4 separate regions of the Homo sapiens genome follow, and regions 1, 2 and 3 are each linked to region 4. The links are chromatin contacts, found by Hi-C or POLR2A ChIA-PET in ENCODE. All regions are on one chromosome and are shown on one strand. The core of a region is the stretch at or near the end of the contact, and the rest is flanking DNA. Distances in the headings are between cores, read along the strand shown.

What was found. Hi-C counts contacts between places; a loop is a spot of excess contacts on that map. ChIA-PET counts read pairs that join two places held with the same protein, here RNA polymerase II (POLR2A). Pooled maps may share reads with other maps.
Region 1: a map of CD8-positive, alpha-beta T cell shows a loop between it and region 4 (18-fold over the local background). The contact joins the promoter of AAR2 here to the promoter of ERGIC3 in region 4. A Hi-C loop is called at or near these places in 2 of 168 maps with a recorded cell type or tissue (CD4-positive, alpha-beta T cell and CD8-positive, alpha-beta T cell) and 5 of 50 pooled maps.
Region 2: a loop to region 4 is called in a pooled map, with 2.1 times the contacts of the local background. The contact joins the enhancer-like site here to the promoter of ERGIC3 in region 4. A Hi-C loop is called at or near these places in 1 of 50 pooled maps. POLR2A ChIA-PET finds 5 or more read pairs at or near these places in 3 of 52 experiments (AG04449, H1 and WTC11).
Region 3: a loop to region 4 is called in a map with no recorded cell type, with 7 times the contacts of the local background. The contact joins the enhancer-like site here to the promoter of ERGIC3 in region 4. A Hi-C loop is called at or near these places in 2 of 37 single-sample maps with no recorded cell type and 6 of 50 pooled maps.

What each region holds. Positions count from the first base shown.
Region 1 is chr20:36,233,704-36,240,204 of GRCh38, forward strand. It overlaps AAR2 (AAR2 splicing factor), which reads left to right and starts at 2,775. Exons shown (of 4, transcript NM_001271874.2): 1 at 2,775-2,800; 2 at 6,118-6,501. The coding sequence starts at 6,166. It overlaps LOC105372602 (a long non-coding RNA gene), which reads right to left and starts at 2,763. Exons shown (of 3, transcript XR_936695.2): 1 at 2,655-2,763.
Region 2 is chr20:36,133,702-36,140,402 of GRCh38, forward strand. It overlaps a transcript of EPB41L1 not described here. Among named protein-coding and RNA genes, the nearest start is that of EPB41L1, 18 kb to the right of the region's middle. RefSeq lists an enhancer at 5,175-5,224. Within about 2 kb of position 5,095, at least 5 of the 41 ENCODE cell types and tissues checked have a DNase peak (open chromatin) inside an H3K27ac peak, as active enhancers do.
Region 3 is chr20:36,460,600-36,467,665 of GRCh38, forward strand. The region is part of intron 7 of DLGAP4 (DLG associated protein 4); the gene reads left to right. Among named protein-coding and RNA genes, the nearest start is that of MYL9, 77 kb to the right of the region's middle. RefSeq lists silencers at 328-910, 616-1,095, 4,907-5,201 and enhancers at 421-1,211, 1,212-2,002, 3,409-4,335, 4,336-5,261, 4,837-5,016 and 1 more. Within about 2 kb of position 4,557, at least 25 of the 41 ENCODE cell types and tissues checked have a DNase peak (open chromatin) inside an H3K27ac peak, as active enhancers do.
Region 4 is chr20:35,536,890-35,543,575 of GRCh38, forward strand. ERGIC3 (ERGIC and golgi 3) reads left to right here and starts at 5,189. Exons shown (of 13, transcript NM_015966.3): 1 at 5,189-5,296; 2 at 5,434-5,504; 3 at 5,624-5,711; 4 at 5,933-6,052. The coding sequence starts at 5,209. RefSeq lists an enhancer at 4,861-4,950.

The DNA.
Region 1 (6,501 bases), core at 1,525-4,024, 690 kb after region 4:
GCGGGAGAATCGCTTGAACCCAGGAGGCGGAGGTTGCAGTGAGCCGAGATCGTGCTACTGCACTCCAGCCTGGGTGACAGAGAGAGACTCCGTCTCAAAAAAATAATAAAATAAAATAACTAACTAAATAAATTGACTCACGTTAAAAGCAAATGCATTTAAAAAGGAAACTATATTACTTCCACAAATGAAAAGCTTATGTTATTTGCCAAGAAAGGAGGTCTTCATAAAATAAATGCAAAAATATTAAAATTAACAACCACAATGCACTTAAAACCTAAACTCATCCCTTGGACCACCTGAGGTGCACACACCACACTTTCCTTTTATTCCACCAAGCAACTCACCTCAGCCCACCTTTATTGCTGCAAATCTCACCAGCGAGTCTTTTCCATGTGTATGTATTTTTCCAGAGTTGGTCATCTTGTACATACTTTTGTAAATACTTTAAAATATATATATGTACATATATGTATATATATGTACATATATATCTATATACACGTATATATATCCTGAGCATTTCCGTATACTTTCAAATACTAAATACTTATTTTCTTTGGAAAGGTAATTCATTAAATGATACAAAGACTATGCAGTGAAAAGTGATTCTTCAGCCTTCTCCAGATTTCTGTCTCTTGTCAGAGGCAATTGCTGCGAGGAACATTATGAATCCTTCTCTGAATTTTCCCTATAGGTCTCCTTTAGCAATCTGTTATCCCTAGGGTTCTGGAATAGGACTTGGTTTACAAACAATGGGTCTTCATATGATTCCTCAGGACCCCATACACCCTGATCCATATTTCTGTCTCCCATAAAGGACCATCCTGACTCGGCTTTTGTCGAATAATCAAAGGTAAGTTCACCCAGATTAGTGTTTTTCAACTGCATTGAGAGTGGGGAAATGACCCCTCCTCCTTTACCCCCAACCCCCGCCCCGGGGACATTTAGCAATGGTTGTCACAACTGAGGGGTGCTACTAGCTCTAGTGGGTAGACGCCAGGGTTGCTGCTAAACATCCTACAATGCACAGGACAGCCACATACAACAAATACTTATCTGGCCCCAAATGTCAATAGTGCCAAGGTTGAGAAATTCTGATCTAAATGGACATGTGACCCACAAGGTGGGACTCCTAGGCCACCATTTACAGCTTCTACAACCAGTGTTCAGTGTCCTGGAGTCTCTGAAAAGACGGTGAGCCCAACTGAAACAGGGAGCTTTGAGACCAGACCATAGAGCTCAGCACTTAAGACTGGGAGTGGGGAGGGGTGGAGAGGGAGCTGAGCTTCTTCATGCAGGAGATGAAACTTGACAGGACAGGCTGAGATTGGTAAGCATGACTGTGACTGATGGAGGCTGTCTCTGGTTAATCCTGCAGCAGCTCATTGTGATTAACCATGACTGCAGGGCCCGGTCTAGTCTGCAACCCACTAAGAGATAAATTTTGACCGAGACAGATTGGCGTGTCCAGCTGTCACTGAGGAAATGTGACAGACAAGCTAAGGAGCAGCAGCACAAGAGATAAGAACAGACAGCCCTTGGTTTGCATTCTAGCTCTGCCATTCTCTGGCTGTGTAACATCTCTTTGAACCTCAGTTTTCTCTTCTGCAAATTGGGAATACACATACCTTACAAGGGTTAGTGCAAGGATTATAAATACCCAAGTGGGCCGGGCACGGTGGCTCATGCCTGTAATCCCAGCACTTTGAGAGGCCAAGGTGGGCAGATCACCTGAGGTCAGGAGTTCGAAACCAGCCTGGCCAACAAGATGAAACCCCGTCTCTACTAAAAATACAAAAATTAGCCAGGCACGGTGGTGGGCGCCTGTAATCCCAGCTACTTGGGAGGCTGAGGCAGGAGAATGGCTTGAACCCAGGAGGTGGAGGTTGCAGTGAGCCGAGATAGCGCCATTGCACTCCAGCCTGGGTGACAGAGTGAGATTGCGTCTCAAAAAAAGAAATACCCAAGTGGCCTGCCCTAAAATCACATAAGCCAATTCTTGGCAATAAATCACTTAATATAGATCTCCTACTGGCTCTGTATCTTTGGTGGAACCCTGATTAATAGTGCAGGGTTAGACCCACAAATAGTTATTTATTAATACCAAATTATCATCATTATTAATTAAATGCATAATATATGTACTCAGCTGAGCTTTTGTGCCTGGCTTTGTGCTCGGTTCCAGGGAAACAGTGAGGAACAAGACAGGCAGATTCCTTCCCTAGTGCGTTGATAGCCTGACTGAGATGTTAGGACTTGGCCTGCAGGAAGGACACGGGGTGATAATGGCCAGAGGGACTGAGGTGGCGACCGCTGCTGCTGCAGCAGCGGAGGCTGACGCTGGTTCTCTCTGGGCTGGTGGCTGGGTTTCTGAGGCTCTCCCCGAGGGCTGAGTGTGACTGGAAGCTGAGACACTGTGACCGGGATAGAGACTGGCTGACAAAGACAGTGACCGAGCGCCTGACTGGCTACTTCTGAATAGTAGCCACTGGTACAAGCCTTGGCTGTGCTTTAGTGACCATGACTGCTTGAGCCCAAAGTAAGATGGCTGGTGGCTGTGTTTCTGGACGGGGATATAAAATGCATAGGTTAATGAAAGTTGTTCACAATTCAGAAGCTAAAACGAGAAACTAAGAATAACAAAAGGCAACCTTGCATCCGGCGGAACCTGCAGGCACGGGCCATTCTTCCCGCGACCCAGGGCTCTGCCGGACCGCTTCCCCCGTCGCTCCAGTCAGACGCCAAAGCTGGAGAACTTCCGGTGCGTTTCCGCTGTACCGGAACGTGGGGCGAGGCGGTGAGTGTGGCCTCCTGGCCTCTTTTTCCTTTCCTGATTCCTTGTGTATGTGTGGCTGGGCCGCCCCTCTTCTCGGCTCAGAGTCACGGAGTGCCTTGAACTAGGCCCACCTCGCCGGGGCGGCTGGTTCTCTGTTTGTGGGACGCTGGTGTCTCTGGAGGCCCTTCCTGAGAAGCCGTCGCCAGAGTTACGTCGCGGTTTTCTTAACTTTAGAGCCTGGGGGCCGGAGACCCTGATTGCACTCGACCTGGCTCTGCCCTACTCTCTGCGTGACTTCCAGTAAGGTCTTTCCCCGAACTGAGGCTTTGTTTCTCGTTTACAAAATGGATATCATACTTGTATTAAATAAATGTTTACTAAGCGTTGAATCTGTGCTAGGGATACAGCAGGACTCAAGTCTCGTGGCGATGACAGCCTTCAATCAAACATCCAAAACTGCAGTTGTGATCATTGAGACGGAAAGGTACAAGGCACCCCAGATTATATCACAGGAGACCTGACCTAGCCCCAGGGCAAGGAACCTTTACTGAGGAGGTGAATATTGAGCTGAGATCAGAAAAAAGGATTTGACAAAGTGGGGAGGGAAGAGTTTTCTATATGGAGACAGCCTCCAATTTCAGGTTCTGAAAGAGGCCGTTGTGGCTGGAACAGAGAGCTTGTGGGGGACCATTGTGTGACACAAGCTAAAGGGGTTGCCAGGAGTCAGACCGTGCAGGCTTTGTAGGTAATAGGAAGAATTCTGGTTTTTCAAGAACCATATGGGAAACCACTCAGAAGCTGACATGGGTGGTGTTGTGATTAGATTGGCATTTTGAAAAGGTTACTGCTGTTGAATGGAGAATGGGTTGAGGAGCAAGCACTCTGAGTGAGGGACGATGGTAGCTTGGATTAGGGAGGTGGTGGAGAGAAGTGGATGGATGTGACTTTAGGTGTTCCAGGACTGTGAGGAACTCACAGAGCTGTCAGTGACAGGGGCTGGTAGACTGCAGAGTTCTATGCATATTTAATAAACGTTTTCCTAGCATCTCCTCTGTGCTAGGCCCTGTGCCAGCTGCTGGAGATATAGTGAATAGAATTACAGACTGGTGGAATTAGCATGAAAGAAACGTCATTATCAAGGAGGAGCACACAGATGTCACAAGGGAAAATGGCTAATTGATGAGCTGTTATTGTAAATGGAATATCTGTTCATTCAGCAAATATTAAATACTTTCTGAATTCAGGATTACAAATAGGAAGATGATACGTATTATTATTATTATTATTATTATTATTATTATTATTATTATTATTATTTTGAGACGGAATTCGCTCAGACCCCCAGGCTGGAGTGCAGTGGTGTGATCTCAGCTCACTGCAACCTCTGCCTCCCAGGTTCAAGCAATTCTTCTGCCTCAGCTTCTCAAGTAGCTGGGACTACTGGCGCACACCACCATGCGCGGCTAATTTTTTTTGTATTTTTAGTAGAGATGGGGTTTCACAGTATTGGCCAGGCTGGTCTCAAACTCCTGACCTCATTATCCATCCGCCTCGGCCTCCCAAAGTGCTGTGATTACAGGCGTGAGCCACCACGCCCGGCCTGTTGATACGAATTATTTAGAGCAGAGTCTTTCAAACTTTTATGACTGTGACCTACAGTAACGAATACATTTTATGGCACAACCAAGTATACACACAAACACACAAAGCTCCAGAAAACAGTACTTAGCTTTACTACTCATGATGTATTGTGATATTTCAAAAATTCTGTTATTTTCGTTTAAAAAATAATGCTGGTTGAGACCTTCACATTGATTTCCTAATCCACTAATGGATTGTGACTTGCAGTTTGGTGAAACACAAAGTGCTGATTCAGGGTAAGAGTCATTTGTGGTGGTTTTGAGGTAACAATGATAAAATGTGCTCTTATTTTTGGAAAAGGATTGGTCTTCCTTTCTGCACTGCTTTATTTAAAGTAAAAAGGGTAAACAGGGCCAGGCATGGTGGCTCACACCTGTTATCTCAGCACTTTGGGAGGCCGAGGCGGGCAGATCACTGAGGTCAGGAGTTCCAGACTAGCCTAGGCCACATGGTGAGACCCTCTCTGTACTAAAAATACAAAACTTAGCCAGGTGTGGTGGCACACACCGGTAGTCTCAGCTGCTTGGGAGGCTGAGGCACAAGAATTGCTTGAACCCGGGAGGTGGACGATGTAGTGAGCCGAGATCACGCCACTGCACTCCAGCTGGGGTGACAGAGCGAGACCCTGTCTCAAAAAAAAAAAAAAAAAAAGTAAACAATTAAACAGGCAGCTCGTTTTTCTGTGTGTGAAATTTTGACGTCTTGGCTAGATTGGAATTGCCTAGAGGGCAGTGACTGTCTTAATCTGTGATGTTTTTTGGGGGCCTGGCAAAGATCCTGGCACAATGCAGGCACTCAGTGAGTATTTGTTAAATTAGTCAGGTAGGTATCTTAGGACTAGAAGGTTGCATAATGGTTTGTTTACATTTGTTCATGTTGGTACCATTCTTGCCGATATCCCAGAGGCAATGTCTGGGATATTCAGAAGTAGGTAAAATAAGTGTACTAAGCTCTTTCTCTTCTGGCCAGCTTTCTCTTCCTAGGCTAGCTTTACCACCTGAATTCATTCTGGATGAATGGTCCAGAGCCACCACTGATTGTGGGCTCTTTGGGAAGTTGTTTCACTCCCTGGAGTTTAGGTTTTTTATGAGTGAAAGAAGAGGGGAGATTTGTGGTAGGAAAGCTCTCTAGACCCTGAACAAACTTTAGATGCTGAGCCTCCACTTGCTACCGTCTGTCCATTTCTGGGCCTTCCCTGAGGCTTATGGGAAACTGGATATGTACTTGATTTAATCTTTCCAAATCTTTTGGGATAGTTTTTTGGCAGAATTGTAGTTTTAAATGATGTAGGCATATAGTTTAGAGTGACCTGTCCAGGCATTTTCCACCCTCACCCTCTGTTGTGAGAAAGAGATCTGAGAAGATATTAAGAATGGACGGTGGACAGAACACTGGCCTGCAGGCAGGGTATCCAGATTCTAATTTGGGTCCTGGTATGACCATGAGCATGTCACTTTTCTTTCACTGGTATCTTATAGCTGTGAAGTGAGTGTCCTTGCATGTTAAGCCAAAACACAAAAATCCTTTCCTTTAATCCTCGTTTTTCTCATCTGTAAACTCAATGCAGGGTTGTCATGAGGATTAAGGGAAATAATTATGTCAGGGGTCTAACTCAATATCTGGCACATACAGAATGCTTAGCAAATGAAGCATCTTTCCCCCACGTTCTGATTAACTCTGGTTTCTTTCTTTCTCAGCTGTTCATCAAAGAAAAAGGGTTCTTTTGGTCACCCACCACTGGCCCCATGGCTGCCGTGCAGATGGATCCTGAGCTAGCCAAGCGCCTCTTCTTTGAAGGGGCCACTGTGGTCATCCTGAACATGCCCAAGGGAACAGAGTTTGGGATTGACTATAACTCCTGGGAGGTCGGGCCCAAGTTCCGGGGCGTGAAGATGATCCCTCCAGGCATCCACTTCCTCCACTACAGCTCTGTGGACAAGGCTAATCCGAAGGAAGTAGGCCCTCGTATGGGTTTCTTCCTTAGCCTGCACCAGCGGGGGCTGACAGTGCTGCGCTGGAGCACACTCAGGGAAGAGGTAGACCTGTCCCCAGCCCCAGAGTCTGAGGTGGAGGCCATGAGG
Region 2 (6,701 bases), core at 3,845-6,344, 600 kb after region 4:
AAAATTACCTGGGCGTGGTGGCATGCGCCTCTGTGGTCCCAACTACTCAGGAGGCTGAGGCGGGAGGATCGCTTGAGCCTAGGAGGTTGAGGCTTGCAGTGAGCCGAGATCACGCCACTGCATTCCAGCCTGGGCAACAGAGTGAGACCCTGTCAAAAAAAAAAAAAAAAAAGTAACAATAATATCCATCATTACTTGATAGCAAACCTTGTACCTGATTCTTCATTTATATTTTTCTCATTCTATACTTGGATGACTAGGTGAGGTAGGTTTTACGGAAGAGGAAGCTGAACCAGCAGTTGATAAAGTGACTCACCTGTCATGAAATGGCAGAGGTAGGACTGTAGCCTATGCTCTTAGCCTCTGCCTCCATTGTCTTTTTCTACTGTATAAATAAATGAAGGGCCACTCAGCTAGGAAGTGGCGGGGCTGGGATTTGAACCCAGGTCTGTCTGTCTCCAAAGTTCTTGCCACCTCCCAGAATTAGGCTTCCAGGGGTGATTATACTCTTGAACTTCAAATATGTAAACTTAAGCTTGACACAACAAGAAATAGCGATGGTGAAATAAATTGGAAACTCCAGTAGACCAGAGAGTTGGTAGCCCGAGGTTGTGTTCTAGCTTTGCCACTGGCTCACGCTGTGAACTTAAGCAGATCCCCACTAATCCCTAGGCCTCAGTGTTCCCATGTACACGAGGGGTGGGATTCGATGGTATCCAAAGGCCTTCCTGGTATTGATGGTTTGACATTCTAGGCCATCTGGTCCCAGAAGGTACTGTGGGGCAGGAGACCAGCTCATGGTGGAGACCAAAGGGTGGGTGAGTTGGCAGCCCTAGTTTTTTCTATTACATTTATTCCCACGAGAATAGAGATTGCTTGGACTGTGTCCCACTGAACATTTGCAGAACAACTTACCCAGGCCATGGAGTTGAGAATAAAGAGTGGAGGAGGTAGTTTCCAGGCTGTTCCTGCAAGGTTACTGCCCAGCCTGGGCTATTAGCTCCTCAGGGGTCCAGGTCTGTCATCTACCTTGCTCCAAAGGCTGCATTGGTCTCAGGTAGGCAGAAGCAATGGCTGCACGTCTGTCTGTGGGAGTCTGTGAGGGTGCCTAAGCATAATAAATAAGAACACTATTTTGTGTTTTCTCTGTCTTTTTTTTTTTTTTTTTTTTTTTTTGAACCAGGGTCCCACTCTGTTGCCCAGGCTAGAGTGCAGTGGCTTGATCACGGCCCACTGCATGCAACCTCCACCTCCTGGGTTCAAGTGATTATCCTGCCTCAGCCTCCCGAGTAGCTGGGATTACAGGTGCATGCGACCACATCTGGCTAACTTTTGTATTTTTAGTAGAGACAGGGTTTTGCATGTTGGTCAGGATGGTCTCAAACTCCTGGCCTCAAGTGACCCGACCACCTCGGCCTCCCAAAGTGCTGGGATTACAGGCGTGAGCCACTGCACCCAGCCTACTTTGTATTGTCTATTATCACGGCCTGCAACCCACTTTCCTTGAAATATTACGTTTACTTCTCTTAAAACCATATGAGGTATGTATATGGTCATTCCCATTGTACAGTTGAAGAAACTGAGACTCAAAAGGTTAAGTACTTTCCTTCAGATCACACAATCAGTGAGGGATAGAGGGGGATTTGGGATTCTGCCTCCAGAGCCCACGGTCTTGGCCTTAGGGACTGATACCACATGGGCCGAAGCAATAAGCATGAGGTCAGGAGTCAGCGGGTTTGGAATCCCCCCTCTGCTCACCATCTGTGTTTCCTTGGGCAAGTTACTTTATCTGTCTGGATTTCCGTTTCTCTCTCCATAAAATGGGTATATTAATACCTGCCAGTTGGGATTGATTTAAAGGTCACTGAGATGATGGGAAGTGCAAGTGTCTAGCCTGTGGGCTTTCACCTCTTGCCCCTGCCTCCTTCCTGCTTCCCTCTACATATCTGAGGCTCTGGCCACCCTGGAGGTCTCCCACGCATAGCTCTTAGCTTAGGCCTTTGCACAAGCTGCTCTTCTGCCTGAAAGTTGCTGTCTCTGCCTGTTGTTGTAAAGATAGACTTCCTTCACATCTAGACTTCGATCCTTTACTGTTTCCTTGAGGATTCTGGAAAGGGGAAGGGGTGAGGTAGGTTCTCCCACAGGCCTGTTCAGTGATTATCAGGACAACCCCTCGGTAGGGGCAGAATTGAGGGTAGCAGGTAGGGTCCTGAACACCCTGGAAATATAAATCCCTCCAGAAAATTTCCTCCCTTTATACTTGACAGCTTAGGAAGGGCGTGCATATGAGGTGAGTGTTTCGTCTTTGGATCATTAACCTTCCTATTACTGTGGTCTCACTTTTTCAGTTCCCCCTATTTCTTTGGCATCATCTCATGGCCTTTTACTTTCTTGTTTGGTTTTCTTGCTAGAACTTACAAAAAAATTTTCAAAATTGTGGTAAAATATACAGAACCTAAAATTTACCACCCTGACCACTTGTTTTTTGAGGGAGGGTCTCTCTCTGTTGCCCAGGCTGGAGTGCAGTGGCATGCCCTTGGCTCACTGCAACCTCTGCCTCCCAAGCTCAAGCGATCCTCCCGCCTCAGCCTCCTGAGTAGCTGGGACTACAGGCACATGCAACTGTGCCCGGCTAAGTTTTTTTTTTTTTTTTTTTTTTGGAGAAACAGGGTTTCACCGTGTTGCCCAGGCTGATCTGGAACTCCTGGCCTCAAGTGATCCAACTGCCTCAGCCTCCCACAGTGCTGAGATTATAGGTGTGAGTCACCATGCCTGGTCCATCTTAACCATTTTTAAGTAAGTGTACACTTCAGTAGTGTTGGGTAGGTTCATATTGTGTAACACCATCACTACCACCATCTTCAGAACTTTTAAATCTTTTTTCTTTCTTTTTTTTTTTTTAGAGATGGTGTCTCGCTCTGTTGCCTAGGCCTGAGTACACAGGTGCAATCATAGCTCACTCCATCCTTGAACTCCTGAACTTCAGCAGTCCACCTGCCTCAGCCTCCTGAGTAGCTGGGGCTACAGGTGCATACCGTGGTACCTGACTAATTTTTTTTTTTGTAAAAATGGGGTTCTTCTTTTGTTGCCCAGGCTGGTCTTGAACTCTTGGCTTCAAGTAATCCTCCTGCCCTGGCCTCCCAAAGTAACGGGATTACAGGTGTGAGCCTGAATTTTTTAATTTTTTAAAATTTACTTTTCCACGGCAGAGTATTGTTCTGTTGCCTAGACTGAAGTGCAGTGGCACGATCACTGCAGCCCCAACCTCCCAGGCTCAAATGGTCCTCCCATCTCATCCTCCCAAGTAGCTGGGACTACACATGCATGCCACCATGCCTGGCTAAGTTTTTCTTTTTTTCCTTTTCTTTCCTTTCCTTTTTTTTTTTTTTTTGAGACAGGGTTTCACTCTGTTGCCCAGGCTAGAGTGCAGTGGCTCAATCTCGGTTCACTGCAACCTCTGCCTCCTGGGCTCAAGGGATATTCGCCCCTCAGCCTCCCAAGTAGCTGGGACTACAGGCATATGCACTATCACACCTGGCTAATTTTTTATTTTTTGTAGAGACAGGGTTTCATCATGTTGCCCAGGCTGGTCTCAAACTCCTGACCTCAAGTAATCCGTATGCCTCAGCCTCCCAAAGTGCTGGGACTATAGGCATGAGCCACTGCGCTGGGGCAGCTAATTAAAAAAAATTTTTTTTGGATACAGATTGGGTCTCACTATGTTGCCCAGGCTGGTCTCAAACTCCTGGGTTCAAGTTATCCTCCTGCCTCAGCCTCCCATAGTGCTGAGATTATAGGCATGAGTCACCGCACCCAGCCTGAATACTTTTTTTATGTTTTGAGACTGAGTTCCGCTTTTGTTGCCCAGGCTGGAGTGCAATGGCGCGATCTTGGCTCACGGCAATCTCCGCCTCCTGGGTTCAAGCGATTCTTCTGCCTCAGCCTCCTGAGTAGCTGGGATTACAGGCATGCACCACCGTGCCCGTCTGATTTTGTATTTTTAGTAAAGATGAGTTTTCTCCATCTTGGCCAGGCTGGTCACAAACTCCTGACCTCAGGTGATCTGCCCGCCTCGGCCTCCCAAAGTGCTGGGATTGCAGGCATGAGCCACCATGCCCAGCCAAATTTTTTAATATGAAAAAAGTGAAACTATATCCATTAAACAATAACTCCCATTTCCTCCTCCCCCAACCTGTGGCAGCTGCCATTCTCCTTTCTGTAACTGCAAATTGGACTAGATACCTCAGATAAGTGGAATCATACAGTGTTTGTCTTTTTGTGACTGGCTTTTGTTACTTAGTATAATGTCCTCAAGTTCACCCATGTTGTCATATGTATCAGAATTCCCTTCCTTTCTAAAGCTGAATAATATTCCATTGTATATATGTACAACATTTTGTTTATCCACTCATCTGTCGATGGACACTTGTTGCTTCCACCTCTTGGCTATGTGAATAATGCTGCTATGGCCTTGGCTGTACAGAGATCTCTTTGACACCTTGCTTTCAATTATTTTGGATATAGCCTCAGAAGTGGAATTGCTGGGTTGTATGGTTAGCACTTTTTTTTTTTTTTTTTTTGAGACAAGAGTCTCGCTCTGTCAGCCAGGCTGGAGTGCAGTGGCACGATCTCAGGCTCACTGCAGCCTCTGCCTCCCAGGTTCAAGCAGTTCTCCTGCCTCAGCCTCCCGAGTAGCTGGGATTACAGCTTCTCCACCCCGCCCGCTAATTTTTGCATTTTTAGTAGAGACAGGGTTTCACCATGTTGGCCAGGCTGGTCTCGACTCCCAGCCTCAGGTGATCTGCCCGCCTCAGCCTCCCAAAGTGCTGGGATCACAGGCATGAGCCACCACATCCAGCCAGCACATTTTTTAAAGCCACTATTTATTGCATGCTTAATATGTGCCAGGAACTGGGTTAATGATTTGACATATATTGCCTCACTCAATCCCTGCGTCCACTCTGAGTAGTAGGAAGAATTATCCCCAGTTTGTAGCTGAGAAAATAAAGACTCAGAGAGGTTAAGTTATTTGCTCAAAGTCTCACAGCTAGGAAGCTTTGGAACATGCACTGGAGCTTTGACCTGCCGCCAAAGCCTTGCTTTTAACTATTGTGACATGCTGCCTCCCAGTGGCCTCTCTCTCCACCTGTCTATAGAATTTTCTGCCTCTGTTGTGTCCCATTTTTTTTTTCTCTCTTGCCTTGTGTGTGTTCACTCTCTCTGGAAACTTTGAACAACTTAAGTAAAGGCCCTTTGACTGCCAAGAAGTTTTGTGAGTTGGAAACTTAGAGCGGGAGGCCTGTAATTTGCTTTCTAATCATGGTCCTCTGGATTTATAGCTGCCTGTCTCCCAGTGACTGACAGGCTCTTATTCAGCCTCTTGTGGTGATTGCCTTGTGGATCCACAGAAAGCCGGCCCAAGAGGGCCAGCTTCCTGGGTACAGGGACGCTGTACCCCCAGAGAGGCAGTGTGGGAAGGGAGACGGCCCGGCTAGGCCAACGAGGATTCTCTTGGCTCACTGATTTCCTAGCAACAACAGAGGCAGAAAATTTTACAGAAAGGTGGGAAAAGAAAGGCTATGAAGTAGATTCCAGTACAATTGCCTTTTTCTGATTTTCAAAACTATCAGAGCAAAAATATTCCTAAATTTGTTTCGAGTTTTATAAGTTCAAGCCAGACTTACGGTTTGCATGATAGTCAGTTATCTTTCTGTCATCCTTTAAAAAAAATTTTTTTGTTATGCAAAATTTCAAACATACATAAAAATAAAGAGTATAGTGTAATGCACTTCTGTGAACCCATTGCCTAGGTTTAGCAATGATTAATACATAGAGTCACAGCTTGTCTATCCAATAACACAGAAGTTTAAATTTTTCCTCATTCACAGCACTAGCTCAGCGCTTCAGACCTAGTTGTTGCTCAGTAAATAAATAGATGCTGACTGATTACAAAGCCCTTCCCCTCTCTGGGTCTCAGTTTCCCCATCTGTGCAGTAAAGGGATAGGATTAAGTGCTTTCTTCTTATTATTATTTATTTATTTTTTTTAAGACGGAGTTTCACTCTTGTTGCCCAGGCTGGAGTGCAATGGTACGATCTGGGCTCACCGCAACCTCTGCCTCCTGGGTTCAAGCGATTCTCTTGCCTCAACCTCCTGAGTAGCTGAGATTACAGGCATGTGCCACCATGCCTGGCTAATTTTGTATTTTTAGTAGAGATGGAGTTTCTCCATGTTGGTCAGCTGGTCTCGAACTCCCGACCTCAGGTGATCCGCCCACCTTGGCCTCCCAAAGTGCTGGGATTGCAGGCATGAGCCACCGTGCCCGGCCTAGGTGGTTTTTTTTTGTTGTTGTTGTTTGTTTGTTTGTTTTTGAGACAGAGTCTCGCTCTGTCACCCAGGCTGGAGTGCAGAAGCGCAATCTCTGCTCACTGCAACCTCTGCTTCCCAGATTCAAGTGATTCTTGTGCCTCAGCCTCCTGAGTAGCAGGGACTACAGGTGCGCGCCACCACACCTGGCTACTTTTTGTATGTTTTTTTTTTTTTTTTTTTAGTAGGGATGAGGTTTCGCCATGTTGGCCGTGCTGGTCTTGAACTCCTGGCCTCAAGTGATCCAACCACCTTGGCCTCCCAAAGTGCTGGGATTACAGGCATGAGCCACCGCACCCAACCAGGATTAAGTGCTTTCTAAGAGACATGGTAGT
Region 3 (7,066 bases), core at 3,307-5,806, 920 kb after region 4:
CAAGAGTTGGGTCTGCGTCTGGCAGACCTACCACAGGTGCGGCCTGGAGAGATGAGGCCCACAAGGCAGCGACAGGACCTGGATTCAGTGAGGAGAGGGGACTCGCGGGGTAGAAGCCAGGAACTGGGAAGGCGAGGAGGCGTGAAGGCACCACCTACTGCCAACCCGGCTCGAGCTGGTCACTTTGCCCTCCATGAGATCGTAGGTGTGCTTGTTGTTTTATTTTACGGGGGAGGAATGGAAGGCTCAGGGAAGTTGAATGCGGATGTTGTTCAAGATCACACAGGCCTCCAGAGGCGGAGCCGGGATTGGAACCCAATCTCTAGGACTCTGGGTTAGCAAAGCAAAGGGAGGATGCAGTGGCGAGGACAGCTAGATACACCTAGGGCGCAGAGCAGCCAGGACCAGAGGGCCAATCTGACTATGCAGGGGTGAGAGGGCCACCTCGGGCAGCTTCCTCGGAGCCTCGGTTCCCCCCTTACAGCGAGGTGTCGCTGGGGTGAACTGGTGGGAACTCCCGCCTCGGTCCACCTCCCGCACAGAGCATGCGTCGCGTTCCAGCTGGAACCGGTTTGGCGAGGCGGTTCGAGGGGCGGCGACCCCACCCCCACCCCCCCATGCTCGGGCATGCGCGTGCCGACGTGGGCGCGCGCTCCTTTCCTGGGCCGGCCGGCTGGGCGTGGGCCGGACGCGGCGGCCCGCGCGCCTGCCGACCAGCCCGGCTGCGCGCGCCGGGCCACATGCCAAGCGGGCTGCGCGCGCCCCTGCCCGGCCCGGGAGTCCCTGACGACGCGCGCGCGGCTGACGCGGGGGGCGGGGAGGGGCGGGGCAGGTGCGGGACTTTAACCCGGAGCCCCGCCCCTCGGGCGTACAAAACCGGAGCCTCGGGCCGGGCTGCGTGAGGGAGGAGGGTGAGTGCCCGCCGCTGGCCGCCGCCGCCGCCGCCAGTCCGTCCGTCTGTCCGGTCCACGTCGTCGCTGCCGCCTCCTCAGCCCGGACGCCCGGGGCCCGCCCAGCGCCGCCCGGAGCAGCCGCGGCCCCGCGAGGAGACGGGGGCCGCCCCGCCCGGCCCGGCCCGGCCCTGCCCCGCCCCCGCCCTCGCCCTCCTCCTCCTCCTCCTCCTCCCCGTCTGTCCGTCCGTCCGTCCGTCCGCCCGCCCGCCCGCCCGCCCGCGCTTCCGTCCTGTCCAGCCGCCAGTCCTCCAGCCCGTGTCCCCGCTCCGCCCGCTTTGTCTCTCCCCGGCTCGCTGTCTCTTTGTCTCTGCCCTCGCGCTCCTCCGCAGCCCCTCCCTCGCTCCCCATCTCGGGTCCCCTTCTCAGAGCGCTCTTCAGCCCTCAGAGCCGCCCTTTCTGGGCGACCCCACTCTTCGGGACTCCCCCTCAGAGCGCCCCCAGATCTTTTGGGGTTCCCCTTGAGAACACCTTCCACTCTCCCCAAGGGCTCCCCGTGAGTTTCTTGCACATCCTTTGGGGGTTCTGCACCCCAAGTCGCTGGGGTCTCGCCTCCTCTGAACCCCCATTGCCCCTGGGCTTTCCCTCTTCTGGGTGTTCCCCATATCCACTGGGAGCTCCTAGGTCCCAAGTTGGGGTCTTTCTCCTTGGGACCCCCCAATATGTCCTCAGCTCCCTGACTTCAGGAGCTCCTCTCTGCTTTCCCCTGGTTTGTCCCCTGTCGCTGTCTCTCCTTGTTCTCTCTCAGGTCTCCGAGCACCCCCACTTCTCGGGATCGGGGTCCCCTGCTTTGCTCTCCCTGCCCCTCTGTGCCCCCACATCTGTCTCGGTGGTCTCGCCACTCTGTGCCTCTTGCGCTGAAGGCCCCCCTTTGAGCCTGCTTCTTTGCCTGGGGCCCTTGGCCCCCCCTTGCTTTTTCAGCCCTAGCCCCCTGTCTCCCCTTCTCTCTGCTCCTTGTCTCCCTCTCCCTTTTTCTGTCTTTGCCGGGTCTCTGGGTCTCTGACCCCCATCCGGCCCTCATGGCTTTGTGTCTGGAGCTCTTGAAGCAATGTGAGTGGTGGGGTGTCCGGGTCGGGCCGGAGTTGGCCCGCAGGCTGGCCGCGGCCGAGGCTCCATGGGGTTGGCGCTGGGGCAAGGGCTGGCGCTAGGGCAAGGGGGCTCTGAGGCCTCCCACAAAGGGGGAAAGGAGGGAGGGGCCAGGCTGTCTGGCGGAGGAGGGAGTGGGGGGCCTTCCTGCTCTGAGGCTTCTGCTTTAGTTGCTTGAGTGTGTGGAGGGCACCACGGGCTGGGCATCCCTGCCCACTTGGCCCCGCATGGCCTGGCACTTTGTGATCGCTTGTGGGCAGGCCGGGCTATTTTGGAGCCGGCAGGATGTGATATCATTTGGACGTTTATTTAGCCCCGGCTGGGTGTGGGGGCTGCGTTCTTGCCAGCTTGAGTAATGAAATTTTGCAGGGGGGTGGGGGTGGGGTCAGCCTCCTAGGCAGCTAGGCTGTGGGGTTCATGGCCAGAACTTTGCAGAACACCAGAGTGGGCAAGTGAACAAAGGTCTGTGCTGCCTGGATCTTGCTGAGATTCGATTCAGGATGAGCAGGGAGAGGACTTCTTAATCTGACCACCCTGAGGATTGACTTTGGTAGTCTAACCTCTGGGGCCTTGGTTCTGCCAGCTTCAAGGTGTTGTAACCTTGAGCGAGACCCTTGTCCTCTCTGTCAGTTTCCCTATCTGTAAAAAGTGGATAATTGTGCTGGCCTCACACTGTTGTCATGATGATCAAATGAAACATCTGTAGACACGCTTTGTGAACTGTCAGCCTGTCTTTAAACAGCCCCATCGAGGGAGAGGAGCTTGCCCAAGGGTAAACAGCTGGCTGGCTCCTGCCAGAGCTGGGACAGGGATCCAGGACTAGGACATTACAGTCCAGGGCTCTTTAACCTCCTCCCCACTACCTGGTTATTCGAGAATGCACCTGCCCTTCCAATAGAGCAGGGAGACGGCTGTTTCTTAATTCAGGCCCCAATCCTGCTTGTTCTTTGTTAGTCCGTTTGTAAAGATAGATGGGCGTGCCCATCGGGATGTCTGTGCAGGGGGACAGTTGGATTTTCCATGTTCCATCCCATTGTTGTTTAAGGGTGGGCCCTGCTTGGACAGTGGCACTTGGAATAAAGTCACTTTGTAGTTGTGAGCCTTGGCTGCTTTTCCTGCTTCCCCTGTAGAGTAGGGGAACAAAGACCTCAGCCGAGAGAGGTTCTGCAGAGAGCTGGGGTTTGCTGTCAAGGAGCTTAGGATGTCCTAGAACTTTGGTGCAGGGAATGAGATCAGCTGTTCAAGCGCCTTGTCTTACAGATGAAGAGATGAGGCCCAGAAGGGCCAGGGACCCACAGAGGTTTGAGCCAGGACTTCTGGGTCCTGTTCCATGGCACTGCCTTTGAAGAAGTCACTGTCATGCTGTTATCACCTGCCCCTGGTGTATAATGACAATCTCTAACATCCTTTGACCTTTTTACTGTGTACGCTGTGCTTGGTGCTTTACTTCAGCTACTTGCAGTGGAAAAGAAGAAGGGCTTGGTGCCTGGCCTGGAAGTGAGGGGTGCAGGATCCCAGTTCCCACATCTCACCCACTTTTAGGGATGTCACTTTCCTTTGGGCTTCAGCTTCCTAATCCATAAAATGGGAATAACATTCCTTATCCTAAGACTGATTCTGAAATCATGGAATCCCTCAAGAATTGTGTGAGCAGCGGCTCACTCCTGTAATCCTAGCACTTTGGGAGGCCAAGGCAGGCAGGTCGCTTGAGCTCAGGAGTTCAAGACCAGCTTGGGCAACAAGACAAAACCCTGTTGCTCCAAAAAATACAAAAATTAGCTGGGTGTGGTGGCATGCGCTTGTATTCCCAGCTACTTGGAGGAGGCTGAGGCAGGAGGACAGCTTGAATCCAGAAGGTCAGGAGGTCGAGACTGCAGTGAGCTGAGATCATGCCACTGCACTCCAGCCTGGGTAACAAAATGAGACCCTGTCGACCGGGCGCGCTGGCTCACGCCTGTAATCCCAACACTTTGGGAGGCCGAGGCGGGCAGATCACTGGAGGTCAGGGGTTCGACATCAGCCTGGCCAACATGGTGAAACCCCGTCTCTACTGAAAATACAAAAATTAGCTGGGTGTGGTGGCACACGCCTGTAATCCCAGCTACTTGGGAGGCTGACGCAGGAGAATCATTTGAACCTGGGAAGCGGAGGTTGCAGTGAGCTGAGATTGCACCATTGCACTCCAGCATGGGTGACAAAAGCAAAACTCTGTCTCAAAAAAAAAAAAAGAAGAAACTGTTCCAGAGAGTAGAAACTCTGGGTTTCAGAACCACAAACGCCTGGTTTTAATCAGTCTCCATCATTCACTGCGTTTGTAATCTTGGGCAAATTATTTCTTTGAGCTTCAGTTTTCTTATCTGGACTCAAGATCTGTACTACAGGATTATGATGAGGATTAAATGAGATTATGTATTTTTTTTTAAATCTGGTGCACAGTAGGCACTTAATAAATGTGAACTTTCCCTTCCCAAAAACATCTGGGTGACTTTTCTCTTTGTAGGAACTAGACAGCCCAGTTCCCCCCCCATCCCCCCCACCCCCGCATGCCCTGTGGTTGGGGTTTAGATAACTAGGAAAGCACCTGTGGCTATTCTAATAGTAATAGGAGTGATCTTCTCATCTCTCCCAGGCTGTGTGAGGCATTGTGTAATCAGCCAGGCTCTTTCCCGACCATTGTTCTCCACCAACAGGCCTGGAAGTCGGAAGCCAGTGGAGTTCTCCCTGTTTCACAGGTGAATGAAAAATAGGGGGCCCAGAGAGAGACAAGGACCTGCTCAGGGGCCCACAGCCACAGCAGTGACAGGCAAACTTGTAGCCCAGGCCTCTTCTCCACAGCCCGCAGCGTTTCTCCAGGTTTATGGCTTCTGCCTGATAGCCTACCCCTCAGGCCGCCTTCCCTGGGTCTGTTCCCATCTGTTCTGGGAGGAGGGTTTTCTTGACATTTCCCCAGTCTCTGAGCTCATCTTGAATTTAAAAGGAGGCTATCTGGAGGCTGGGTGGGGACTGAGTCACCACCTCCCGTGGCTTTCTCATCCTGAGCAGCAACCAGACACACCCAGAGGGCCACTGCTGGAGACCTGCAGATTGTAAATGCCACACAGGCTTTCTTCCCAGAAGCTCAGATGGGCTCTTGCGGGAAGGCTGTCATCGTGGTTCTGTATGTATTTCTTCCTTCCCCTAGCCACTTTGAGAAGTTGTTGCCTGTCCTTTCCCGCTTCAGCCTTTATTAATGCTGTCCTCTTCCCCTATAGTGCCCTCTCTTCCCCTAGAGGCCCACACTGTCAAATGCCACCTCCCCCAGGAAGTTTGTCCTTGCTGGCTCTGGAGTCCCAGCAGGACTCCTGAGGATGCTTACGGCATGACCTTGGCAGGTCACGCCACCTTTCTGTGCCTCAGTTTTCTCATATATAAAATTTGGGTTTCTTGTCTTTATAAAGCTCCATCCCTAGACACTCTCATTTGGCAGGTCTTGGGGCAGGAATCACATGCCCCTAGGTTTTTAAACCAGCTCTCTAGAGGATGCTGGTGCTGAGAGCCTGTCGGCTGCAACCTGGGAAAAGCTGAACTGAGAGGACCCTGGTTTGCATGACAGCCTAGCTTGTTGCTGTGTGACCTTGGATTAGTCAGCTTTCTGTACCTCCGTTTTCCTCCCTATCAGATTGGGATGGAAATGAGAACTCGTGTAGTAACAGCCCCTCAATAAATGGCAGTCATCACCATCATCAGCTTTGTTTTGTGTGGGGATTGGTGGTTTTCAGAAGCAAGTCACCTTTCCCCTACTTGGTCCTGGCAGCAGGCACTGTCAAGTCAGACTGGGCCAGGGTGCAGGCTGTGGAATTGAACACCTGAGCAGGAATGAAGTCTAGTCCTTACAGGAATGTAATGAGGTTGATGAGGTGTGTGGTGTAAATCTCTCTCGGGTTCCCAGATTTCCCAGACCTGACTGTGGCTGCCTTTCCTCACTCAACCTGTGCTGGAATCAGCTGTGTTAACAGACAGACCCACCCATTCTTAGAAACCAAGGCTACCTTAAAGAGAAATACAAGCCACATTCTAGAGCTAAAACATGGCTGTTCCACAGCATGGAGGCAGGCCCAGGGACGGGTAGGGATGCCTAGGATCCCAGAGCAAGACTAGAGCCACATCTCTGCCTCCCTCCCCCGGGCTCCCTCGTCTCTGTACATCACTGGCCTGGAGCCCTGAGGTCTGGTTTGGCCAGTGAACAGTTTCCTCATGGGATAGGAGCAAGAGAAGTGGTCCCAAGTGGTCAAAGCGAGTCTCTCGCTCTTGCTCTCTCTCTCTCTCTCTCTGTCTCTCTCTCTCTCTCTCTGTCTCTCTCCTCTCTCTCTCTCTCTGTCTCTGTCTCTCTCTCTCTCTCTCTCCTCTCTCTCTCTCTCTCTCTCTCTCTCTCTCTCTCTCTCTCTCTCTCCCCCCCCCTTCTCTCGGCCCTGCCTTCCTAGCCCTGGGCCAGGCTCTGAGAGGATGGGGATTAATAGACAGACAAGGCGTCTCTGCCCTGAGGAACTTATGGTCTGACAAGAAGACAAGCCTACAATTATGAGAGACTGTGTGACACTCTGTAATTAAGCGTCTGCTGAGGAAAAGCATTGTCTGAGAAGGAAGAAGTGAGCATGAGCCAGAGGAAACAAGAGCCCTTTGAGGGGAGCTGGATTTGCAGAGGCAGAGGGTGGTGCCGACATTCCAGGGAGGTGGGTGCAGAGGGCATGGCTGGATGATAAGTGTGCATTTAGGGAAACAGCAGTATGCTAGTTTTGCTGAGGCATCAGGGCTCTGGCTGGAAAATCTGGGTGGAGCCAGGAGGTTGTAGGCAGTGTTAAACAGCTGAAAAGCAGAGGCACTGGGGAGGCATGGAAGGTTTTAGAGCAGAGGTAGCACAACTGGAAGACTTTCCAGAGGATGAATCAGGCTGGGTAAATTGGAATGAATAAAAATCACAACAGGGAGGAGGCTTTGCAGGCATCCAGATGACACAAGAGGGTGAGGTTTGGGTGGGGCCCATGGGAGTGGGA
Region 4 (6,686 bases), core at 3,939-6,438:
CTCAGCCTCCCAAGTAGCTGGGACTACAAGTGCACGCCACCATGCCTGGCTAATTTTTTGTATTTTTAGTATAGACAAGGTTTCACTATGCTGGTCAGGCTGGTCTCAAACTCCTGACCTTGTGATCCTCCCACTTCTGACACCCAAAGTGCTGGAATTACAGGTGTGAGCCACTGCACCCGGCCAATGCTAGCTATTTTAAAAAATTATTATTATTAGCTATTATTTTTATTTTTATTATTTTATTAAGGGATATATTAATATCCATAATTAGGACTGTAACTTTCTTTCTTTCTTTTTTTTTTTTTGATTCGGAGTCTCGCTCTGTTGCCCAGGCTGGAGTGCAATGGCACAATCTTCGGCTCACTGCAACCTCTGCCTCCCGGGTTCGAGCAATTCTCCTGCCTCAGCCTCCTGAGTAGCTGGGATTACAGGCGCCCACCACCATGCCCAGCTAATTTTTGTATTTTTAGTAGAGACGGGGTTTCACCATATTGGCCAGGCTGGTCTTCTGGCCTGGCTGGTCTCAAACTTCTGACCTGGTGATCCACCCTCCTCGGCCTCCCAAAGTGCTGGGATTACAGGCGTGAGCTACCGTGCCCAGCCAGGACTGTAACATTCTTGAAGGCAAGAACTGTTCTAATTCAACTCTCTCTTCCCAGGACTCAACACAGGGCAGGGACACAGTGTGTGTGTGTGTATATTTGAGTGTTGCTTGCATACATGGATATTACATTTTAAAATCTGAATTTAGTGCAATTTTTAATTTTTATTTTTTAATAATTTTTATTTTATTTTATTTATTTTATTTAATTTTCAGACAAAGTTTCACTCTTGTCCTCCAGGCTGGAGTGCAATGGCATGATCTTGGCTCACTGCAACCTCCACCTCCTGGGTTCAAGCGATTCTCCTGTCTTAGCCTCCCAAGTAGCTAGGATTACAGGCATGCGCCACCACGCCCGGCTAATTTTTTGTATTTTTAGTAGAGATGGGGTTTCACCATGTTGGCCAGGCTGGTCTTGAACTCTTGACCTCAGGTAATCTGGCCTCCTCGGCCTCCCCTAGTGTTGGGATTACAGGCGTGAGCCACCACCCCTGGCCTTTTTTTTAAAGTATTTTTGATACAGGGTCTCACTCTGTCACCCAGGCTGGAATGCAGTGGCATGGTCTCGGGTCACTGCAACCTCTGCCCCCCACCCCTGGGTTCAAGCGATTCTCCCACCTCAGCCTCCCGAATAGCTGGGATTAGAGGCACCCGCCACCACACCCAGCTAAGTTTTTGTATTTTTTGGTAGAGATGGGATTTTGCTATGTTGGCCAGGTTGGTCTGAAACTCCTGACCTCAAGTGATCCACCTGCCTTGGCCTCCCAAAGTGCTGAGATTACAGGCATGGGCCACCGCGCCTGGGCTTAGTGCAATATTTGAGGCACTCAGATTTTTTTTTTCCTGTGCTGCTGGTTTTGGTCCTATGTGGGCAATAAAACAAGGAACCTTTCAGGAAAGTACTTCTCACACTTTAATGTGCATGCTAATTATCTGGAGAGTCTTGTTAGAATGCAGATTCTGATTCTGCAGGTTTGGGGTGGGGACTGGGATTCTGCATTTCTAACAGGTTCCCAGATAAGGCCAATGTTTCTGGTTCAAGGATCCCACTTAGGGTAGCAGAGCTTTAGACTTAATTCCATCAGCAGATTCCTTATTACCTATTTCTGATAGAATTCTTGGTGCTCTCAGGAATCTGAAGCCCAGATAATAGAGGGAGATCCCAGGTGTCCTCTGCCACCCTGTTAGCTGAGGGAGACCCAAAAACTTTGGCTTCCGTGAAAAGTCCTCCTCCAGTTGTCCCCAAAGTTGTAGCATGAGTCCTTCCAAATCTTTTCTCATGATTATACAAATACATATTCCCCCATATAAGATTAAGATTTTTATATATAGATAGATTTTTTTTTTATTTAGGTTTTTTTTTTTGTTTTTTTTTTGAGACGGAGTGTGGCTCTGTCGCCCAGGCTGGAGTGCAGTGGGGCAATCTCGGCTCACTGCAAGCTCCACCTCCCAGGTTCACGCCATTCTCCTGCCTCAGCCTCCCGAGTAGCTGGGACTACAGGCGCCCGCTACTACGCCCGGCTAATTTTTTGTATTTTTAGTAGAGACAGGGTTTCACCATGTTAGCCAGGATGGTCTTGATCTCCTGACCTCGTGATCCGCCCGCCTCGGCCTCCCAAAGTGCTGGGATTACAGGCGTGAGCCACAGCGCCCGGCCTATGTTTTACATATATAACAATTTATATATAACTACATATATAATATATATAACAGTTTATATATATATATAACAGTTTATATATATAATATATATAACAGTTTATATATATATATATAACAGTTTATATATATAATATATATAACAGTTTATATATATAATATATATAACAGTTTATATATATAATATATAAGTTTATATATTATATATAACAGTTTATATATAACAGTTTATATATAATATATATAAGTTTATATATAACAGTTTATATATATAATATATATAAGTTTATATATAATATATATAAGTTTATATATATGTTTATATATAATATATATAACAGTTTATATATATAATATATATAACAGTTTATATATATAATATATATAACAGTTTATATATATAATATATATAACAGTTTATATATATAAAATATATAACAGTTTATATATATAATATATATAAGTTTATATATATAATATATATAACAGTTTATATATATTATATATATATATATGCACACACACAAAGAGAGAGAGAGAGACTCGCTCTGTCGCCCAGGCTGTAGTGCAGTGGTGTAATCACAGCTCACTATGAGGCAGGAGAACAGGGAATCAGGGTAACCGGGGGTTAAGACATAAGCAAATGAAGGGGTGCAGCCAGTTCTAGGCAGCATACAGGCCACATCTTCAATCCTATGATAACGAGACAGAAGTTTCCACTTCCGCCTCCGATTGACCGTGGGGCCAAATCTCCACTTCAGCCTCTGATTGGCTGTGGGCCAAGTCTCCACTTCAGCCTCTGATTTGGTCGCAGGCCAATCCTTCATAGGTGTAGCCAACTGGAGGCTTCTAAAGGGCACCTAGGGGTGTTGCCAGGTCCCTTTAGCTTAATACAAACCCTGATTGAGGAGGCTCTTGAGCAGCTTGCTCTAACCAGCTGCCGCTATGAATCGTCTTCAATAAATCTATGCTTTTGTTATTCCGTTCTTCTGTTGCTGTTTGTCTTTCGTTGCCCTTCTGTTACTTTATGTGTTTTGTTCAACACGCCAAGAACCTGGACAACTCTATGCTGGTAACAACTGCAGGTAACCTGGTAACAACTGCAGTTTCAAACTCTCCTGGGCTCAACCCCAGCCTCCCAGGTAGCTGAGACTATAGACGCATGCCACCACACCTGGCTAATTTTTTTATTTTTATTTTTATTTTTGGAGACAGAATCTCACTCTGTCGCCCAGGCTGGAATGCAATGGCATGATCTCGGCTCACTGCAACCTCCGCCTCCCAGGTTCAAGCGATTCTCCTGCCTCGGACTCACAAGTAGCTGGGTTTACAGGAGCACACTACCACGCCTGGCTAATTTTTGTATTTTTAGTAGAGATGGGGTTTCACCATGTTGACCAGGCTGGTCTCAAACTCCTGAACTCAAGTGATGCTTCCTGGCTCGGCCTCCTGAAGTGCTAGGGTTACAGATGTAGTTTTTAAAGTTTTTGTAGAGTGGGGTCTTGCTGTGTTGCCCAGGCTGGTCTTAGACTCCTGGCCTCATGTGATCCTCCTCGGTCTCCCAAAGTGCTGTGATTACAGGTGTGAGCCATTGTGCCCAGCCCAATTTTTAATTAAAAAATGGAATGATGGAATGCACATTACTTTGCATCTTTTCCCCCTTAAAAATACATTCTTAGTATACCTAAAGGAGTAAATCTACCTCATTCTTTTGAAAAGTGGCCTAATATTCCATAGAATGGGTGTATCGTGATTTATTCAATTTATTTAATGTATCAGTGGGCATTCTGGCTGGTTCCAGATTTTTGCCATTGAACAATCTCATGCATACATCTTTATGATGTGGTGCACTTAAAATCTTTAAGAGACAGATTCAATATCTTAAGGTGTAACAACCACCCAGATCATGGTACTTTTATCCTTATATTAAAATTTTTTTCTGTTAACCTTGGATAGCTGCTTACATATTTTTTCTTTTTCAAAATTTTTCTATTAACCTTGACATGGTGCTTTTACTTCCTAAAGTGGAATTCCTGTATGAAAGCCTATGAGCTTTTATATCTTACTCATTGCAGCTGCATTACTGTGGGAGCTGTCCCTCTAGAGACACTGGGCTGCAATGGGAAGTGTCAGGGAGAGCTTAAGCTCCATATCACTTGAGTCTAAACCTGGAGGGATAGAGCGTGTCCGTGAGGATCCCAGGGCCTGGAGAGCAATTTAGGGTAATATTCAGAAAGCAGCGCTCAGGAGAAGCACTGGGACGCTGTTTAGGTAAAATCAACCCAAAAGACCCTGATTCCCAGAGTACTTTGAGGTCCAGAAGAACTGGGCTGGAAGCAGGTCCTGCTATTAATTGGCTGTGATCTTGGGCAAGTTATTTAACTTCTCCAGGTCACAGTTTGCTCTTTGGAAAACGGAGATAAGTCACACCTGCTTTCAGGGCGGACACCCTTACTTTACATCAGAATCATCCGATGCCATTCCTAGCGTTTCGGCTTCAGTAGGTGGGAATCAATTATTTGCATTTCTAATAGGTAATCAGTTGATAATGATGCGGCCGGTCCGGTACACTCGAAAAACCACTGTTCCAGGATATTCCAAGATGTTCCAAGAGTCTTAAACACCTGGTGCAGTTCCGAGCACAAGGCACACGAACGGTGCTATTAGCGTTTCTAACCCCGCAGAGAACTCCTCGCACCCCAGTCCTCAAAATCCCGCCCCGGACAGCGGAGGCCGGGGCAGTAGCTTCCAGACCCAATTGCCCGCGCAAGGGGGCGTGGCAGCATCGTTGGGCGGGGCCGCCTGTAAGAGAACGCGGCTAAAGGTGGGGCCAAGCGTGCGGTTTGCTGCGCCTGCGTGAGGAAAAAGAGGGGGGCGTGGCTCCAGGCCGGAAGAGGGAGTCTGTAGGGGCGGGCCGGCTGGCGTCCCCTTTCCGGCCGGTCCCCATGGAGGCGCTGGGGAAGCTGAAGCAGTTCGATGCCTACCCCAAGACTTTGGAGGACTTCCGGGTCAAGACCTGCGGGGGCGCCACCGGTAGGCCGCAGCGGGGCCGGGGTCGCGTGGAGGGGGGCGTCCTAGAGCTTAGCCCGGGCTCCTGGACTCTGACTGGCCTGCCGGTGTCTGAGGGAGCGGATTCGAGGCCATTCTGACCCTCGCCCCTTGTCCTGCAGTGACCATTGTCAGTGGCCTTCTCATGCTGCTACTGTTCCTGTCCGAGCTGCAGTATTACCTCACCACGGAGGTAAGGGGCGGGGCTTAGTGCGTGGGCGGGGCTTGGCATTCTAGGAGTAGGACCTTTAGGGGTGGGAGTGGGGAAGGAGAGGTTTGGGGCTAAGTCTTACTGAGGTAGCGCTGCCCCAGGTGCATCCTGAGCTCTACGTGGACAAGTCGCGGGGAGATAAACTGAAGATCAACATCGATGTACTTTTTCCGCACATGCCTTGTGCCTGTGAGTACCTCACCATGGGTGGGACTGGAGAGACCCAGGGTTCTCATGTGGGCTGCCAGATTCACACCTCCACCCTTAGGTTCTGGACTGGACCCCAGGACAACCTCCTTCTCCTCATCCCGTTCTGCCCCAAGACAGGCCCAGTATCCCCTTCCCCTCCAAAACCCACATCCCCTTGTCCCTAGGGTCCCAGTACCTTAGCCTGATTTTCCTGCTTCCAGATCTGAGTATTGATGCCATGGATGTGGCCGGAGAACAGCAGCTGGATGTGGAACACAACCTGTTCAAGCAACGACTAGATAAAGATGGCATCCCCGTGAGCTCAGAGGCTGAGCGGCATGGTAACCAGGGGAGGGGGCCGGGTCTCAGATCCCAAAGCTGGATGTACCCAAGCCTATCTGCTAGCAAGTGAACTGTGGCAGGCATAGTGATACATTAAACAACTAAGAGCTAGAGAAGTCAAGTGACTTGCCTAGGGTCCCCCAGCTAGTAAGAGTCAGAGTGAGCTAAAATCCTCTATACATATCGAGTCAGGTAATCTACCTGGCTATTATTCTCAGAGGTCCTCAATACCTGCAGATGGTAGTTTGAATACCAGAGGTTTGAAGATAGGTCTTATGTGCTCTTGCCTTGGTAGAACTGTCTAGATGGACCCAGGCTTCTTTGAGTGTTTGCTTTCCCAGCCCATTGGCTTAATTCAGCCCTTAATGCTCTTCCCCTTTGGAATGCAGGTGGTTTAATGAGAATTTAGGTTCTCAAGTCAGATTGCCTGGGTTCACATCTAGCTTTGTCTCCTGCAGTCTGTGAGCTTCAGCTAGAAAGTGGTAATAAAACAGTAGTACCAACCACATGGAATTGTAAGATCAAATGAAGTCATATGTGTAAAATGCCTGGTACAGAGTGGGTACCCACTTTTACCTTCCTTTCCTTTATCTTGGTGGCTTCCCAATTCCCTTCGTTAACTCAGTTTCCCAC